2 separate regions of the Mus musculus genome follow, and region 2 is linked to region 1. The links are chromatin contacts, found by Hi-C or POLR2A ChIA-PET in ENCODE. All regions are on one chromosome and are shown on one strand. Each heading gives the region's core, a stretch centred on a gene start or an enhancer-like site at or near the end of the contact. The rest is flanking DNA. Distances are from core to core; before and after follow the strand shown. Region 1 holds the start of Hs6st1 (heparan sulfate 6-O-sulfotransferase 1). Region 2 has its middle 20 kb from the start of 1110002O04Rik.

Region 1 (4,759 bases), core at 617-3,116:
ACTCAACTCTAGCAGCCTGTAAAGCATGCAAACAGCTCCAGGTTGGTTGGACCCTAGAGTCCCAACCCCACAGGAGAGCCAGCACCTTCCTGCCCCAAGTGTACCAAGGAAAATAGCGACTTCAGTTAAAATTTGTCCACACCCACTTCCTAGCTCCTCTGTAAGTTCAGTCCTACAGCAAATATGGAAGAGAAACAAAGGCAGGCTAGAAGCCCTAATTCCTGGGGTGGGGTGGGGCGGGTTAGGAAGAAGGTAATCCCAGGAGGATCACTGGGCACCAACAGAAACAGGGCTACAATCTCAACTTTACAAAGTGCTTTCAGAGGGGCTGGCCCTCACTCACATCCCCAGACAAGGAGGAGAGTGATGGGCCTTGCTGGGAGGTCCCTGGCTTTACAAGTAGCTTTGACGGTCTCAGCTATCCCTAACCTGGCCGGTGGATAGATTTCTAGGGAAGTCAGTCCTCAACTGGAGGCTTTTGTTCCACTTCTGTGGCTGGGGAGGCCAGGTAGTGCTGCCTTCTCTCCGACTTCAGTCTGGGTCACACGGGCCTTTGTTCTACCTGCACACACCGGCAGGCAGAGCCCACCCCTTTCCTGGCAGCTCCTCCCCAGGCTGGCAGGCACCGGAGGGCCTGGAGATACCACAGGTGCACAGGAAGAGGAACCGCATTTCTCTTGCTCCACTTTTAGTACTAGACGGGTACGGGCTACACATGCACACAGAGACACACCTGTTTTTCTGCCTCTAGAGCCAAGCCTGGACCTCTAGTCCCCGAGGTTTATCTCTCAGGCTAGCCCGCAGTGCATAGCAGGTAGGGTGGACAGAGAGCAGCGGGCAGTGACCCAGGAGGAAGTCTGGGCACTGCGCAGACAGGCCAGTGGCGAGGAGAGGCACGGAACAGAGGGTGAAAAGAGGGATCAGAGGTCAGGAGTGGCAGGTGTAGGGAAGGATGAGATGGGAATCCTGGGATCCCGCAGACTGGAAGGGGCCCCAAGAGAGGAGAGGGCAGATCTGGCCCGGGGCTTAGGGGTACCCCCCCCCCCCCCCGCCATCACACTTTCCCGCAGCGGGCGCTCACCTGGGCGAACGCAGACCTGCTGGGTCGCGGCGGTCTAGCACACCGGGCACACAGTTGGTGAGTTCGGTCCAGTCAGCGTGCAGCCCGCAGCTCCAGCCCGTGGAGAAGCGAGAGAAGAGCCAGGTCTCGCGGCGATTGGGCCGATAGCAGGTGCACTTCTTCTGGCCCGGGCGACAGTCGCAGGGCACCTCGAGGCGCACGTTCTGCACTAGGTGGCGGCCGAAGGTGGTGCCGCCGGTCTTCTGGATGTGCAGGAAGACGATCACGTCGTCGCCCTTCATGTCGAAGCGCAGCGAGCGCTCCAGCTCGCGCACCGGGAAGTAGTACTTTTTCTCGTAATGTGGGTCCGGCGTGGGGAAGAGATCCAGGTCGTCGGGGGGCACGCGGCCACCGGGCGCGCCCAGACTCAGCCCCGGGCCCGCGTACTGGTAAAGGATGAGCATGAAGCACGCCGAGCCCGCCACCACCAGCACGAACTTGCTGGCGCGCTCAACCATGGTCCTGCCGCCGGCGCGCCGCCGCCGCATGTGTCACCATCGCCAGCGGCCCGGGCGCCGGGCCTGGGAGGGCGGGGGGCGCAGCTGCTCCGCCACCGCCGCCGCCACCGCCGCCCGCGCTCCGGCCCGGCCCGGCTACTCGGCGCCCAGGCTGTGCGCAGCGTCGCGGGCCCCGGGCCTCGGCGGCGCCGTGGCTGCTCCCCGCCCCGATCCCGGCTCGGCTAGCGTACAGCCCGGCCCCCGCCACAGCGCCCCGCAGCCGCGCGCGCCCGCACCCGCCCGCAAAGCTCAGCGCCGAGAACGCTCTGCACCGCCCCGTGCGCCGCCGCGTCTCCGCAGTTCGTCGCGGCTCCGCCCCGGCCCGCCCCTGGCCCGCCCTCGCGGCGCCTCTTGCTGTCGCCGCCCGCTCCGATCCTCCGCTCCGCCTCTGGAGCGCCCTGGGGGAGGGGCGGGGCCGGAGGAGGCCCAGGCACAGGCCAGAGCTGGGCGACGGGTCGCGTGTCTCTCACACTGTCAACGCCGGTCGCTACGGAAAGGGCATTGGATCCAGCTCGCAGACCTGTGGGTGGCGACTGGGTTGTCCCGAGCCTACGAGTGGGTGGCTCTTTTGGGCATTGGTCCTGGGTTTGGGAGCCCGAGTTTTTTCACCTTCTCTGGTTATGGTAGTTTGTGTTACCTGCGCTCTCTGTCTCCCACGGGAATACGGAGGCTTTGACCTTCACATTGAAGGATAGGAAGTTCCAAGTTCGAGAGCGCTGGGAGTCGGGACCACCAGGTGGTTTAGGACTACCAGTAAGGGTGGGGAAGGAAGAGAGACGTTAAGGGCATGGATCCGGCTCTTACGTGGATATCACCAGTCCCCTGGAGGCACTGGGACAATGACCCAAAGCCCTCAGTTGAAGATAAACCGAAATGTGTGCAGAGACCAGAGGACAAGCTTTATTTGTCCCTCTCGCCCAGTGTGCCCTGTTTTGATCCTGGTCATACTCAAACAAACAAACAAACAAACAAAATAGTGAACCAACATTAGAAAAAAATTAAAATTCCAACCTTCGTGATTTTTTTTTTTTTTACATTGGCAGCAGTATCTGCAGCCTTGATTGGTGCTCTGCCTGTAGTGGAGGGTCGCCTGGGCCCTAGGCTGCAAGTTGGAGGCTCTAGTAGTAATCTATGCAGCCTATAACATGTGGAAGGTCCCGTCGCCCATGTTGTACTCTGTACTGGGCCCCTAGCTATACTTAGGCGGCCAGAACAACTGGAGGTGGGGAGTGAAATGACCTGTGCAGAGTTCCACAGCCTAGGGTAGCTGGGAGGGGCTTGGGTGTTTGGATTCAGGCCAGAGTGGCCTCTGGGAGGTGCTCCCACTGCCAGGCCAGGCTCAGGTGCCCACAGCAAGTACCCCTGGGTAGTGCCCTGGATCTGTCCTGCTAAGGGGTGGGTCAAAAAGTGGAGAGAAGGGGAGGGGGTGGCAATAGTGGTCCAAAGCATTGACTGCAAGTTAAAAAAAAAAAAAAAAGACTTGAAAAAAAAGAGCAGCTGGGCAGTGGTGGTGCATGCCTGTAATTCCAGCACTTGGGAGGCAGAGGCAGGCGGATTTCTTAAGTTCGAGGCCAGCCTGGTGTACAGAGAGAGTTCCAGGACAGTCAGGGCTACACAGAGAAACCCTGTCTTGAACCCCCACCCCACCCCACATACACACACAAATAAGAGCTAAGAGGAAAGCCCTCCCAAACGGTGAGATCAGGAGAGAATGCAGACACACTTATATCCAACTTGTCAGGAATGTGAAGAAACTGGGCTCAGCTGGTAAAGTGCTTGCTGTGCATGACTCAGGACCTGGGTTCGGTACCCAGAACCCAGGTATAAAATGCCAGGGATACTTGGCCTGTGTTTGCAAGCCCAGGACTGCTGGGGAAGAAGAGATAGGCAGATCCCTGGGGCTTGCAAGCCAGCCAGTCTAGCCTATAAGGCAGCAGGTTAATGTGAGACACTGTCTCAGAAACTAAGGTGTACCTCTCAAAGGACAATATCCAATATCCAAGGTTGTCCATTGTCCTCTGTCCTACACACACACACACACACACACACACACACACACACACACAGAGAGAGAGAGAGAGAGAGAGAGAGAGAGAGAGGACATGTTTTGCAGGCAGATTGCAGAAGTTACCACTATGGTCAGACCGCCACATGGCCCTGAACACACTACATAATGACCTAGAACCAGGGCAACAGGTGTCCTTGGTGACACCCAGGGCCTTTTGCCCCTGGCCCAGAGAAACCCAAGGGCAGTCTGTTTGGTAATGATTTATTCTGGTTAGGTATGGCGACACAGCAGTGTGCTGAGGGCGCTCCCTTTAGAAGTTGACCAGGGCGGCATTCCAGCATGGGATTTGGATGACAGCAATCCAGATTTACACAGCATTGCTGCCAGCTAACCCATCTGATGGTTCTGCTCAGATGCTAAGGATCTACCAAGAGGTCAATCCCAAACAGAGTTGTTCCAGTACTAGACATAGCAGTTATGTTATTTCCAATCCCACTAGCAAGCCTTGCAAGAACGAGCTAAAACAATCGTTCCACAAAAGTGAAAACGAAGGTCTAGAGCTCTCCAGAGCTAGACAAATTCTCTCACTCTGTTCCCTGGCCGTGTGGCGTCCAGCCTGTGTTCATCTCTGTTCCCCCGGGGCCAGAGGAAAAAGCGGAGGGTCAGTGCACTAGGCTTTACTGCCAAGAGACCCACCTATGCTTGGCTGCCCCTAAGGGAAAACGGAAGTCTGACAAGAGCAGAAGAGTCTGGCATAGGTACCCAGTGGGTGGTTGTCCCTGTGACAAACTGCAGAGGTAGCCATAGCACACTGGCTCAGGGATTGACATCTCATCAAGAGAAGCTGCTTCCTCAAACTTCATTCTTGCCAGAACGGTTGAAGAGCCCCCTCCTCAGCCAGGAAGCCCCTCTCTTTCCTAAATTCTCACAGAGAAGGTTTTGCCTACTCTCCCTATTTATAAGAAGCCCAGCAGGTGCAACTTGATACTCCGGAGGAGGCAATTGGTGAGTGGGAACTACCCGGAAGTCAAATCCCCCGTCTTAGGTCAAGGAGTGAGGCTTTGTAGCCCGACTAGCCAGTCTTCACCAGGCTCTTTCCCCTGAAAAACTGGCAGAAATGTGACACCAAGGGTT
Region 2 (4,759 bases), core at 1,327-3,826, 220 kb after region 1:
ACCTTGTCTGAGCAAGCATATGGAGTGATCTACACAGGGCGAGAGAGCCTTCACGGTCAGACTTGTCATCCCAATGTCCTTAGCATCCTGATCTAGCTTTTGGCCTAGGATCTTTCTTCCTTCCTTCCTTCCTTCCTTCCTTCCTTCCTTCCTTCCTTCCTTCCTTCCTTCCTTCCTTCCTTCCTTCCTTCCTTCCTGGGATGTCAGGACCTTTCAGAACACAGCTATCTCATCACTGTTTCCTAGGTCCTAGTGATACTGTATGTGACTGTTTCCAGAACTAATGAAATGGTCTCATTTCTTGGTATACAACAGACCCAGGAAATCCCCAAGTTCACCCAGGTCAGATTTTTGTTTTGTTTTGTTTTGTTTATCTTCCTTTCATTTTTAGTGTTCTTTCTTGGAGGGGTGGTGGTGGTGTCCCTGAAACTCTCATCATTTGCATATCCACACTTCTTAGGTCAGGGTCCAAGAACAGACCCAGAGAGGTAGGTCTGAGAGTGCTGATTGCAGGAGAAGTGAATCAGGATTGTGTGGACAGGGTGAGAGTGGGGTTCAGGCAGAGACTGCGGAGGGGCCTCAGCTGGTCCAGTCAAGAATTCAACACATAGCTTCAGAGTTCCCAACTAATGCCTTGCAAGCTTTTCATATTCCTGTAGTCCATGTTCAACCACAAGCACCACGCAGGAGGTCTGGAACCCCGCTATATCTGGCCCCTGTATAGATAAATACAATGAAGCTGGGCATGATGGAATGTGATTGTAGTTCCAGTGCTGGGTAGGCGGAGACAGGTGGATCCCTGAGGTTAGCTGGCAGCCAGTTTAGCATGCCAGGTAAGTTCTAGTGCAGTAAGAGATTCTGTCTTCAAAATCAAGGTGGATGGTGGAAGGAGGATACCCAGGGTTATACTGTGACCACCACATATATGTGTACACATTTGTGTGACCTGCACATATACAGAAGGAAGGAAGGAAAGAAGGAAAGAAGAAGGAGGGAGAGAGATGGTAAAGTACTAGGGTTAATATGCTACTGGGCTGGGGAAGGGAAGAAAGGAGCCTGAGGCCAGGGCATTAGGGAGGACATCCTTAATTCCAGCAAACGCGAGTAAAGACCATTACCCAAATTCTTTTAGTTGAATTAAGCAAGCTTTATTTTCTTTCAGACAGAGCTGTCTCCCTAAAAGCAGGGATTTGAGGAAATAGCAGTGAACATAGAGACCATGGGGTTTATATAACCCCCAAACTACCAGGGCTTTTCAAGGGTTGTGTGTGTGTGTGTGGGGGGGGGTCCAGAGGAATTTTGGTTATGTAGGAACTTGGCTGAACGCTTCAAAATACTTGGCAGAACATATTATCTTATTGGGGTGGAGGTCAGGGTATAGGGTGTGGAACGTGTCAAATTCCAGAAAATAGGTCAACCCCAAATTTTACGAAAACAGGAATGACCTTACTTTGACCCTCTAGTTTTAAGATGGAGTCAGGCTGGTCCATAAATGGGCAGGGCCACTAAGTGCTGTCACTGTACAGATAGGACCCCGGTTTAAACCGGTTTTCTGTACCCAGACTTGTTAACTCTTCTTTTTCCCTGTTCCTTTCTTTGGGGTGTCTAGATGTGTTAGGTCACGATTTCTATTGTTTTACAACCTTAGATCCGGGGACTGTGAGTGAGTAGGTGGGTGTGTTGCCATCTCTCCATCACCGTGGCAAAGAAAAGCTTCAGTCAGTTTCCCTCTGAATTTTGCAGGCTCTACTCTCTAATCATTGAGTCAGCACAGCACAGTGGAGAGTGTGGAGCCGAACAAAGCTGCTCTCCTTGTGACTAGCATTCAAAAGAGACAGGAAGGGCAGGGGAGGTGGCTCAATGGGCTTGCCTTGCAAGCGTGGCTGATCTGTGCTTTGAGTTCAATTCCCAGGACCCTCTTTAAAAACAAAAAAAAACAAACAACAACAAAAACATCAGGCACGGTGGGACACATCTGTAATCCCTGTGCTGGGGAAAAGAAGACAGGCGAATCCCTGGGGTTCACTGGCCAGCTGACCCAGGTGAACGGGGCAAGTTCCAGGTCTCAGTAAGACATCCCCAGAACTAAGGTGGTTCAGGGGAATGAGGCCTAAGGTTGTTCTCTGTTTTCCACAGCACCCCTAAAAAAAAAGACACAGGAAGGGGGAGGGCTAGAATTCCACAGGAAGAGGAGGGGCTAGGGTATCACAGGAAGAGGAGGAGCTAGCCTTTAAAGGACGTATCGTGACCGACCATGGATGAGGGGGCTCAGAATGAGTTAAAAATCTCTGCTGCACTTGCAGCTACGTCTCATGTGTGGCACTTTGCTTCTGTAAACTTGCTTACTTCCTGTATCAGCTAGCAGTCCCCTCACCCGCTACCCTGCGCGCCCTTAGACGAACAGTTGCAAAGTAATTGTTCCAGCCATGTCAGTTTTCCTTCAGTAAATATGCTCAATCGTGATCCTTAATCACATACGCTAAGCCCACCAATGACAGAAAAAGGAAAAAAAAAAGTGATGCCGTACAGTCTATAAATATAGTGAAAAACTGTTGGATCAGGGCCCAACTCCTCAGAGCTTTAGCTCAGACGGTCTGCCAGCTGAACCTGCTGGCATAATTTAAAAATGAGCTCTCCAGCTCTCTGGGTTCGATTTGTTTTCCTGAAGGTCTGATTTCTGCAATACACAACACACACAACTCCCCCTTTTGCTTTCACTTTTAAAATCCCCACTAGTGCCATTGTGGTGATCAAGCCAAGATCAAGCCTTTAGGGGATAGATAAGATCCAAACTCTAGTACTGTACACAGTTAGTCAAGAGGGTAGTTTTAAAAATAGCTCAGGGCTTCACTGTGCCATGTCTGGTCTCAGAATCTCAGATTCAATATCCCGAGACAGCTTGGCTTCTTCTAGAATGGAATAATAAGCACGTCCCCCTTCAAGATGCAGAATGGAAGGGGAACGTTGACCTTTCGGTCCAGACATCTCCAGTGTATGATGGTTTGACTGTATGGCAGATCACAAGTGATACGTGGTCGGAAGAAAATGTTATTTGAATGCTGACTTTTGATGTTTTCCCAGCTACAGTAGGGATATAGTTCACTTTTGAGATGCTTGGTAGTGTATTGGCTCCATGGTGGCTATTCTGCTAGGAGAGGGTAACAGAGGTATACTAGAACCTGTTTCTGCCTAGATGTTTAGCTTGCTGTGGACTTGGGAGACATCATCCATCGCTACTTAAAGAACACCCAAAGGAGGCAGGCACCTTGTGATACTCAATCTTGATTGCCAACTTGGTGGTAATTAGGATCACCATGGAAACAGACCTCTGGGCACGTCTATAAGGGACCCTGTAGATTGGGTTGAGTTGGGAAGACTTGCCTTCAAGGTGAGTGGTGCCATGCCATAAGCTAGAGTCCCGGACTGAATAAAAAATAGGAAGTGAGTGACACGCCAGCATCCCTCTGCTTGCCTGCTGGCTCTGTGTCCAGTGTGACGGGCTGCCTCTAGCCCTGCTACCCTGCTCTCCCAGGCACGCTGCACTGTGCGTTTAAACCGTGACCAGATGAATTTGTCCTTTTTTAAATCTTTTCATTTTTGTCAAGGATTTTGAAATAGCAATTTGAAAAGCGACCAATACGTGCATGCATGAATGACATTTCCTGGTTCCAACTACGTGCATGCATGAATGACATTTCCTGGTTCCCACCACACTCTGGCCTTGTTACTGCTGCCCTGCTTACAGTGAAGGACCTCAGATATAAGTAGAATAGTAACCACTTTTGCCTTTGTAGAGTCAGAAACTGGGAAAATAGGGTTTCACTTGACACCTGAAGTGCTGACTCATCTTGGGGCTTTGGGTCTAAATATGGGTGTTTTGGGTTAGGTTTTAGTAAAATTTTAAGCCTGTATATGATCTTAAACACTTCACTCAGTTATTCTCTGTATATCCTAGAGTTGATTATCTATTATCAGGCAACGAAGTACCAAGGAAAAGACATTTTTAGAAAGATTATGGTGGTTGCTGGAGCCTGCACAGTTTGTTAAGAGAAGACATGCCTCAGTGATGGTTTCACTGTGCGGATACCAGGATGTAAGATTGGGATACTCTTACATCAAATGCACTGTGAGCACTGTAAAATATTTGACACTTCTAATTATGCTGTTATGAGCAAAATGACGATGTGGGGCGACCTAGGGTGATTGCAGCGAGATAGGCACAGAGTGAGATTTTGTGGCCCAGCTTGAAGGAGGAACCTCATTAGATTCAGGCACATTTGGTGTTTAACACCGTGGCTGCAGGGCTCTGTGGTCGAGACAGTGTACGTTACCCAAAAGCAAAGTCATGGCAGCTACAGGAGGACAGGGCAAAGGCAGCTGGGGCTCCAAGAGGGAGATCGTCTCATCCCACAGAACGAGAGCCTAGAATGGTGGCCGAGCCAGGCCCTGGGCCCTGAAAACAGAGCTGCGGGCTGATGTGGAAGGTGACCATGGTTTGTCATGGAGTTGGACACGGCAGGATGATGTGACCTATGAGCTTCCCCAGAGGTTCATGGTATAGTTTTATAAAATGTGTATGTGTGCACATGTGTGTGCATGTACATGCGTCTATACATGTGTGCACACTTGTGTACATGTGTATGTGTATCTGTGTGTGCATGCATGTCCATGTGCACATATGTGTATACATGTGTGTGTGTGTGTGTGTGTGTGTGTGTGTGTGTGTGTGTGCATATGGTATGTGGGTGTGAGTATGTGT

What was found. A loop is a pair of places that touch in the nucleus more often than their neighbours do. ChIA-PET counts read pairs that join two places held with the same protein, here RNA polymerase II (POLR2A).
Region 2: a map of mouse trophoblast stem cell shows a loop between it and region 1 (2.8-fold over the local background). The contact joins the enhancer-like site here to the promoter of Hs6st1 in region 1. A Hi-C loop is called at or near these places in 16 of 37 maps with a recorded cell type or tissue (CH12.LX, ES-E14, T-helper 1 cell and 8 more). POLR2A ChIA-PET finds 5 or more read pairs at or near these places in 3 of 5 experiments (all embryonic stem cell).

The regions. Positions count from the first base shown.
Region 1 is chr1:36,065,507-36,070,265 of GRCm38, reverse strand. Hs6st1 (heparan sulfate 6-O-sulfotransferase 1) reads right to left here and starts at 1,866. Exons shown (of 2, transcript NM_015818.2): 1 at 1,082-1,866. The coding sequence starts at 1,608. Gm39624 (a long non-coding RNA gene) reads left to right here and starts at 4,023. Exons shown (of 3, transcript XR_865341.2): 1 at 4,023-4,630.
Region 2 is chr1:35,847,838-35,852,596 of GRCm38, reverse strand. No RefSeq gene overlaps it. Among named protein-coding and RNA genes, the nearest start is that of 1110002O04Rik, 20 kb to the left of the region's middle. Within about 2 kb of position 2,576, at least 1 of the 3 ENCODE cell types and tissues checked has a DNase peak (open chromatin) inside an H3K27ac peak, as active enhancers do.